Linked DNA regions of Homo sapiens: region 1 is linked to region 2. The links are chromatin contacts, found by Hi-C or POLR2A ChIA-PET in ENCODE. All regions are on one chromosome and are shown on one strand. The core of a region is the stretch at or near the end of the contact, and the rest is flanking DNA. Distances in the headings are between cores, read along the strand shown.

Evidence for each region. A loop is a pair of places that touch in the nucleus more often than their neighbours do. ChIA-PET counts read pairs that join two places held with the same protein, here RNA polymerase II (POLR2A). Pooled maps may share reads with other maps.
Region 1: a pooled map shows a loop between it and region 2 (4-fold over the local background). The contact joins the promoter of LINC00957 here to the enhancer-like site in region 2. A Hi-C loop is called at or near these places in 3 of 168 maps with a recorded cell type or tissue (CD4-positive, alpha-beta memory T cell, mammary epithelial cell and natural killer cell), 1 of 37 single-sample maps with no recorded cell type and 14 of 50 pooled maps. POLR2A ChIA-PET finds 5 or more read pairs at or near these places in 3 of 52 experiments (A549, WTC11 and activated CD8-positive, alpha-beta memory T cell).

The regions. Positions count from the first base shown.
Region 1 is chr7:44,036,491-44,040,330 of GRCh38, reverse strand. It overlaps LINC00957 (long intergenic non-protein coding RNA 957), which reads right to left and starts at 1,282. Exons shown (of 3, transcript NR_072982.1): 1 at 1,182-1,282; 2 at 1-437. It also overlaps the pseudogene RASA4CP. RefSeq lists an enhancer at 3,448-3,840.
Region 2 is chr7:44,459,616-44,463,617 of GRCh38, reverse strand. The region is part of intron 2 of NUDCD3 (NudC domain containing 3); the gene reads left to right. Among named protein-coding and RNA genes, the nearest start is that of NUDCD3, 29 kb to the left of the region's middle. Within about 2 kb of position 2,122, at least 2 of the 41 ENCODE cell types and tissues checked have a DNase peak (open chromatin) inside an H3K27ac peak, as active enhancers do.

The sequences.
Region 1 (3,840 bases), core at 33-2,532, 420 kb after region 2:
CGCTTCTTCTCTCCCGCCATCATGTCGCCCAAGCTCTTCCACCTGCGGGAGCGCCACGCGGACGCCCGCACCAGCCGCACCCTGCTCCTGTTGGCCAAGGTGCGGGCCTTGCGGCCACGGGCGGGATGCACAGCTGGGTGTCCTACCGGGGCCCTGGCCTGGACTGCAGAGTGTTCCCTACCGGCTCCGGCGAGGCCACTGGCACGCCCACGTAGGCACTGCACTTCACAGTTTGCAAAGCCTTCCTGTGGCCACCTTGTCCGAGTTCCATCTCATGGATAAGGGAACAGGCCTGCGAGGGGTCGGGGGTTGCCAAGGCCGCCCATCCTGTCGGTGGTGAATCGCGGGACCTTCCAACCCAGGTCTGCTTACTCTCAGGCTGCACCTATGTGCCCGGCACCGGGGTGGGGTATCCAGTGCAGCAGCGTCAGTTAAACCTACAGAGGAAGGCCCAAGTGGTCTCAGTTATCATAAGGCATCAAACTTCATGATCCTCTCCTCCCTGATCCCTAGTGGGGCTGGAGGGGGCCCGTGGGCATGGCCTCTGTCGCCTCTGCCTCCATCGCTACAGCTGAGTAGCAAAGACTTGGGGAGGGGGGGTGGGAGGGGGTGCAGTGGCTAGGCCCCTAACCTAGCAGAACCTGGTCCTTCCTGCTGTCACCTCCAGGCAGTCCAGAACGTGGGCAACATGGACACGCCGGCTTCCAGGGCCAAGGAGGCTTGGATGGAGCCGCTGCAGCCCACCGTGCGCCAGGGCGTGGCGCAGCTGAAGGACTTCATCACCAAGCTCGTGGACATCGAGGAGAAGGACGGTGAGCGCCGCCCTGCACAGACCCGCCCACAGCCTACTGCTGACGTTTGCTCCGCCCTTGAGCCCCACGGCCCCACCCACCGCTGTTTGTTCCTCTCGTGGCCCCACCCACCGCCTGCTGTTGACATTTGCCAGGCCCCCAGGCCATAGACCCACGCACCACTGTTTGTGCTTCCTGTGACCCTGCCCACTGCCTGCTGTTGACGTTTGCCCCACCCCTAGACCCATGGCCTCACCTCCCATCATCTGTGCCTGTTGACATTTGCTCCATCCTTGAGCTCCATAGCCCCGCCGCCACCTGCTACTGACGCGTGTCCCGCCTCCAAGCCCATGGCCCTGCCTTCCTCAGTCCACCTGTCACCCCGCTCACCACCAGCTGTTGATGTTTGCTCCGCCCTTGAGCCCCATGACTACGTCCACTGCCTGCTGTTCAGATTTGCTCAGCCCTTGAGCCCCATGGCCCCGCCCACTGCTCCGCCCCCCCCCCCCAGTCCCGCCCTCATTCCCTGGGCTCTCTATTCCCCTCCCTCCCTGGCCTGGCAGAGCTGGACCTGCAGCGGACGCTGAGTTTGCAGGCGCCACCTGTGAAGGAGGGGCCACTCTTCATCCACAGGACCAAGGGCAAGGGCCCCCTCATGTCCTCCTCCTTCAAGAAGCTCTACTTCTCCCTCACTACCGAGGCCCTCAGCTTCGCGAAGACGCCCAGCTCCAAGGTGGGTAAGGAGGGAGGCCGGCAAGTGGGGCTCTGAGAGGCCGGCAAGTGGGGCACCTTAGAGGCACCTGTCCCCTTCCTTGGAGCCCACTTGAGGTACCCCCGGGGTCAGAGAAGAAAGCCAGGTGTGTGGCATCTGTACTGCTTGTCAGAACCTAGGAGGGCCGGGCACGGTGGCTCACGCCTGTAATCCCAGGACTTTGGGAGGCCAAGGCGGGTGGATCACTTGAGGTTAGGAGTTTGAGACCAGCCTGGCCAACATGGAGAAACCCCGTCTCTACTAAAAATACAAAAAATCAGCCGGGTGTGGTGGTGGGTGCCTGTAGTCCCAGCTACTCGGGAGCCTGAGGCACGGGAATCGCTTGAACCCGGGAGGCAGAAGTTGCAGTGAGCCGAGATCGTGCCACTGCACTCCAACCTGGGCAACAGAGCAAGACTCCGTCTCAAAAAAAAAAATGAATATGGAGGAAGTTGATCCGACCTTACCAGGTTGTTGAGGATTAAATGAGATGATCTCCCTAAGGGTCCTGACCCAGGGCCTGGCAGGTAGTACTATTTAGGCAAATGGTATTATTAAAGATAGTACATCACCTGGGCTGCTAGATGAGTAGGAGGCTAGGGCAAACAGGGGAGGCTTCCTGGAACGGGCAGGAATATAGAAGCATGGAATCTTGGTGTGGGAGGGGATCTCAAAGATCACCTTGTACAGCCCTCTCTGAGTCATGGGTCACCTCTCCTGCAAGCTCTCTTCTCCCAGGAAGGGCTGAGGACATACTTCCTCCATGGACCTGGTGACTGCTTGCTGTACACCTGCCCCTAGTCATGCAGGCTATGGGGATGATCTTCCAGGAGTACCCAGCCTAGCCCTGGGCAGGTGAGAGCAGGCTAGGAGTAGGTGAAGGAGCTCATCACCCACCCTGTTCTCAACCAGCTCAGGGGTCCCACCAGATGAGGGGCCCGCCCCTTCCGACCAAAGACCCCTCAGATGATGATAATTATTTTTTGAGACAGGGTCTTGCTCTGTCACCCAGACTGTAGTGCAGTGGTGCGATCATAGCTGACTGCAGCCTCAAACTCCTGGGCTCAAGCAATCTTCCTGCCTCAGCCTCCTGAGTAGCTGGGACTACAGGCACGTGCCACCAAGCCCAGCTAATTTTCTTTAACATTTTTTTTTTGCAGAGATGGGGTCTTGCTATGCTGCCCAGGCTGTTCTCAAACTCCTGGCCTCAGGCAATCCTCCTGCCCCAGCCTCCCAAAGCACTCAGATGATTATTATACATCTTCCTTGCCAGGGTTGAAAGATTTGACTACATGGGCATTATTTAATTCTGGTCCCATTTTTTTTTTTTTTTTTGAGATGGAGTTTCACTTTTGTTGCCCCGGCCAGAGTGCAATGGTGCGATCTTGGCTCACCGCAACCTCCGCCTCCCGGGTTCAAGCGATTCTCCTGCCTCAGCCTCCCAAGTAGCTGGGATTACAGGCATGCACCACCATGCCCGGCTAATTTTGTATTTTTAGTAGACACGGAGTTTCTCCATGTTTGTCAGGCTGGTCTCGAACTCCCAACCTCAGGTGATCCGCCTTCCTCGGCCTCCCAAAATGCTGGGATTACATGTGTGAGCCACTGCGCCCGGTCAGGATATGACTGTTAGAGCTTGGGACTACAAAAGCAAGTTGGAAAATTAATAAATGCAAAGTCACAAAGCCTTGGCCACGGCTGGATTGACTTTGTAGCCCAGGGAATGCTGGCTGTCCAGACACTACCCCAAAGCTCACACCTCCGAGGCCTTCTGGGAGTGCCCCCCAGAGAGGCCAGGTCCTCCTCTCCCAGTTGCTGGGCACTTGGTCACCATCAGTCTGTGCTCTGCCCTGGCTGAGGTCACTCTGGGTCTCCCACGCCTACCCCTGGTGCTGCAGAAGGGGAGACTGAGGCCCAGAGATGGGGAATGGAATGCCCCTGGCTAGGTCCCTGAGCCTCCTCCTCCCTGACTGCCCCAGAAAAGCGCCCTCATCAAGTTAGCCAACATCCGGGCAGCAGAAAAGGTTGAGGAAAAGAACTTTGGCAGCTCGCACGTCATGCAGGTCATCTACACGGACGACGCCGGCAGGCCCCAGACTGCCTACCTGCAGTGCAAGGTGCGGGGAGGGGAGCGGGTGCTGTGGGAGTGGCCTGAACACTGTGGGAGTGGCTTGGGTGCTGTGGGAGTGGCCTGGGTACTGTGGGAGTGGCATGAGCCCTGTGGGAGTGGCCTGAGCTCTATGGGAGTGGCCTGGGTGCTGTGGGAGTGCCCTGGATGCTATGGGAATGCCCTGGGTG
Region 2 (4,002 bases), core at 873-3,372:
AGGCTGTTGATTGTGCCTGTTTTTAAGTCTTGTGTCTTTACTAACTCTGTGTTCTGCAGCATCACTTCTTTAGGTGTAGAATTTGTTGCCCTTTTCTCAGGGTTTGGGGATACTCAGCTGTGTATTAACTTTTAAATTTGAGGTTCCTGTTAGCCTGTCTGGATGCTGCATCAGTTTTCCAAAGTTGGTCTCTAGACATTGTTGGTGGCTTGGCTGGGCATGGACTATGTCAGCTGCTAGTTCTCAGGGATGGCAGGCTCCGTGCCCTCTGTGGGTGTCACCAGCTTGTCCTCCCAAACCAAGTGTCCAACTCTCCTTCTCTCTGGGTTCAATGCCACTTAGGTTCAAGTGAGTGGAGTTACATATGTGTTTTTGGGGAGGGGCAGGAGGTCATTCCATTGTTATACCCTAACCACATTGTCCCTTGATACTCACAAAGACAAACTAGAGCGGGCTAGGGTTTCTGGGCATCTCTGCCTCCTGACCCTATCGGGGTCAAGACACACCCAGGCTGCATGTGTAGCCTTCGCTTAGTGTCATATATTCAGTGCCAGCAGCTATCTCATGAGGGCCATGGGCACTCATACAATGCAAAAGATACTATAAATCTTTTGTATCTTTGTGTATACACACACACACACACACACACACACACACACACACACACACACAGCCTGGTTGTGTCTTGATTGGTAACCCAGAATACACAGGCAGTGTTGCTTTGGTGATGAGTATTTTCAAAAAGGCAATTACATTTTAGTAAAGGCCAGAATCAGACATGTTGTATTCCTGGAAAATTCATGATATAATAAAAGCATGCAAAAAATTATTTGGGTTTTTATCTAAAATTGAGTTAGGTTACAGGCTCAGAAGAATGTTAAACAGCTTCTGTCTACCTGCATGTCTAATGGGATGTGTGAAGGTAATGCAGGGCAGGGGACAGTGCCCATTGACTGCCCCAAGGACACCTAACGCTGCCCACACACTCCCAAACTCCCAGGAGGCAGGGCCTACCCTCCCTTTGAGAGCTGCTGATCAAGTAGGAGTTTTCTGTTTTCATTCATATTTGAAAAGTTGGAATAATCTGCTTTATGATGTCTTTATTCCCTGAAAAGTTAAGCTAATAATATTGGTCAGTGTTTTCCTATTTAGGAACATTTTCTGAACATGTGGTCATTAGGGGATTTTAGAGTATAAGTTATGTATCTGTTAATTTTTTCTGGGTAATTATGTGGTTGAGATGCTAGTGGCACACATTATGGTTACATTTGTTCAGTAACTGTAACTCGAGCCCTGGAAATTAGGCTTCTATAAAATTTCATAGCAATTCATGAAATGTTGTTTGTAAGCAAAATGTACCCAGCTCCTTGACTAAAGTTACCTTAAATATTCTTAAAGATAGAGAGGTAATACGCATTTCTTTTTCTCTTTCTGTATGTGTGTATATATGAGAGAGAGAGAGAGAGTGTGTGTGTACATGTCCCTGATAATTCCTATCTCAGAGCAGTGGAAGTCCTCTGAGTTTGATAATATGCTTTGCATGTGCTATATTTGTGGACTGCCTCAGAACATCTCTTGGGGAGACTACCTGGGTTCAGGGACCACCTGCCTATGCACCTGAATCATGTGAGCCCTGATTTTATTTACCACGGAGCCAGGCACTTGAACACTGTCCCATCCCAACTGTGTCCATCCCAACTGTGGACAGCTTTTACACGGTCCACCTCCTTGCCTTCCAGGACCCCTTCCTCCCTTCTCCTTGGCTTCTGTGGCCCTGCACCCATGAAGGCCAGCACAGGCACCACCTTCTCTAGGAAGCATTTCTGGCATTTGAGAAAATGAGCTTTCACACAGTCTGGGTTAGGGCCCGGATCCCAAACTTTCTGTTTCTTTGTTTCCTCCCCCTTTCAACCATTATGGCTGAGGTGTGGCCATTCTGCATGTCACATGGCTGGTGAAAGACTCCTTTCTCTCTCTCTTTGGTGCTTCTTCAAAGGCTCCTTCACTTTCAATGGTATAGGTCAGATTGTACCATGTGTCTGCGGCTGACTCAATCATGGTAGCTTTTCTGTCCTTCCCATAGCATCCCTAACAGGCAGGAAATGATTTAGTCTTTATGAGTGTGCCTCCCCCCACAGGGAGACAGCCTTTTCCTGTTGCAGATCACACTGATTTTAAGAGAAGACTTCTCTTCATATGCAGCTTGCCCTTCTATCCTCCCATCCCATGTATATGTGGCATACCTTCTATGATGTTTCAGGCTCTGTTCTAGCAGTCAGACATATAGAGTGGGAGATGCTCAAGGGGCTCACAGTTTAGGGGGAGCTTGGACAAACTGTTGCAATCCCATGTGATGAATGCAGAGGAAGGGTCCAGACCCATTTTCTGGAATGTCAGAAATACTTCCTGGAGAAGGTGATGCCTGTGCTGGCCTTCATGGGTGCAGGGCCGAAGAAGCCAGGAGAAGGGAGGAAGGGATTCCTGGAAGGCAAGGAGATAGAAGAAAGCATTTGAGTTGTGTCCAGAGAATCCCCTTGGGAGGGGTATAGTCTTGAAGGAGCGTTTTGAGATAAGCAGAGTTGAACCCGTCGGGTTTTTAGGCCTGTTGTCTAGGACTACCTAGGATATGTGGTAGGAGAAAAGAATTATCACACCGTTCAAATACATTTTTAAAAATAATGAAAGATTTTCCAATGGAGGAAAACTAAAATCCTTTAATGCAGATTTTGCAAAAAAGCGTTTTTGCCAAGTGTTGACTAGTGTAGAGTTAATTCATTTGGAGTAATGTTTTATAGTATTTGTGAAATTTAGTATAGGTTAGAGTTAGTACTGGATCCAGGGTTTAAACTTTTGTTTTCTCTTTCTTTCCCCCCAAATTAAAGCATCCTATCCTTTTCATCTTAATTTCATTCATATCTTCATATTACGTTTTTGAGATAGCTGTTTATTTTTTTGAGGGGGAAATAGTGACATAAATAGGTTTAGAACCTCAGGTGGCTTAAAACCCCAGATGTAGTCAGTGGTAAATTTTTTTTTTCTTGGTTAGTCTAGTTTTGGTGTTGGTAAGTATTATATATGCTGGTGGGTTTTTAAAAAGGGCACGTGGTAGAGTCTGGCATACTATTTGGAGTCTTGTGGTAGCTGCCCACTTCCTGCTAATGCAGTAGAGCATGTTCATAATGGCCTTATATGCTTTCCTTCCTAGGGCAGGCCGTACTTAGTCATACCAGGTAAGAAATATGTTTTAAAATTTTAGTTAAACAGTTATGATGATAGCTTATAGTTTACTTTGCATTTCTTTATTTATAGAAAGATTACATTTTCTACACAGTGATTTACTGTTGTTATTTCCTACTTTGTTAACTCATTAACTCCACTTACTCATTGATGGGAGTCTGGATATTATCCTTCTGTAGTTTTACAAATCCTCACATTTTCTTATTCACTGCTTTTCTTCTATCAGTTGATTCACTGAATTTAGTGTGGGGATTTTACCACATCGATACTGCCTTCAGTGATTTTCTTTATGTTAGATTTTAGAAATTTCTCTCTGCTTTAATGTTGTAGGCTAAATATACCATTCCATTGTCTACTAAAGGGCTCAAGACTGTTCTTTAATATTGTTTGATTTCTTTAAAATGAATTCCACTGTGACTTGATCAAGTTTTGTATTATACCACTTGGGGACTTTAATTGATATTATGTTAAAACTCCATATTAACTTGAAGAGTATGATCAGTTTTGTTCTCGTTAAATTTTCCTGTTAAAAGGAAGCATATCATTCTATTGTTGGTGGCTTCCTTTTTTCTGTCATTAAATTCAGTTACAGAAAGTTGCCCTCAAGAATTATATACAAATCTCATGTGTCCTCAGATCCATTAGTAGCCATACAGTTAATGTTTGTGTTGCTTTTAGCAATGGTATCTTCTTCTCCACCATATGTTATAGATGTGTGACAGTTAGGAAAGCAGTTGTTTAATTAATTACAAAAGTAATTTGGAA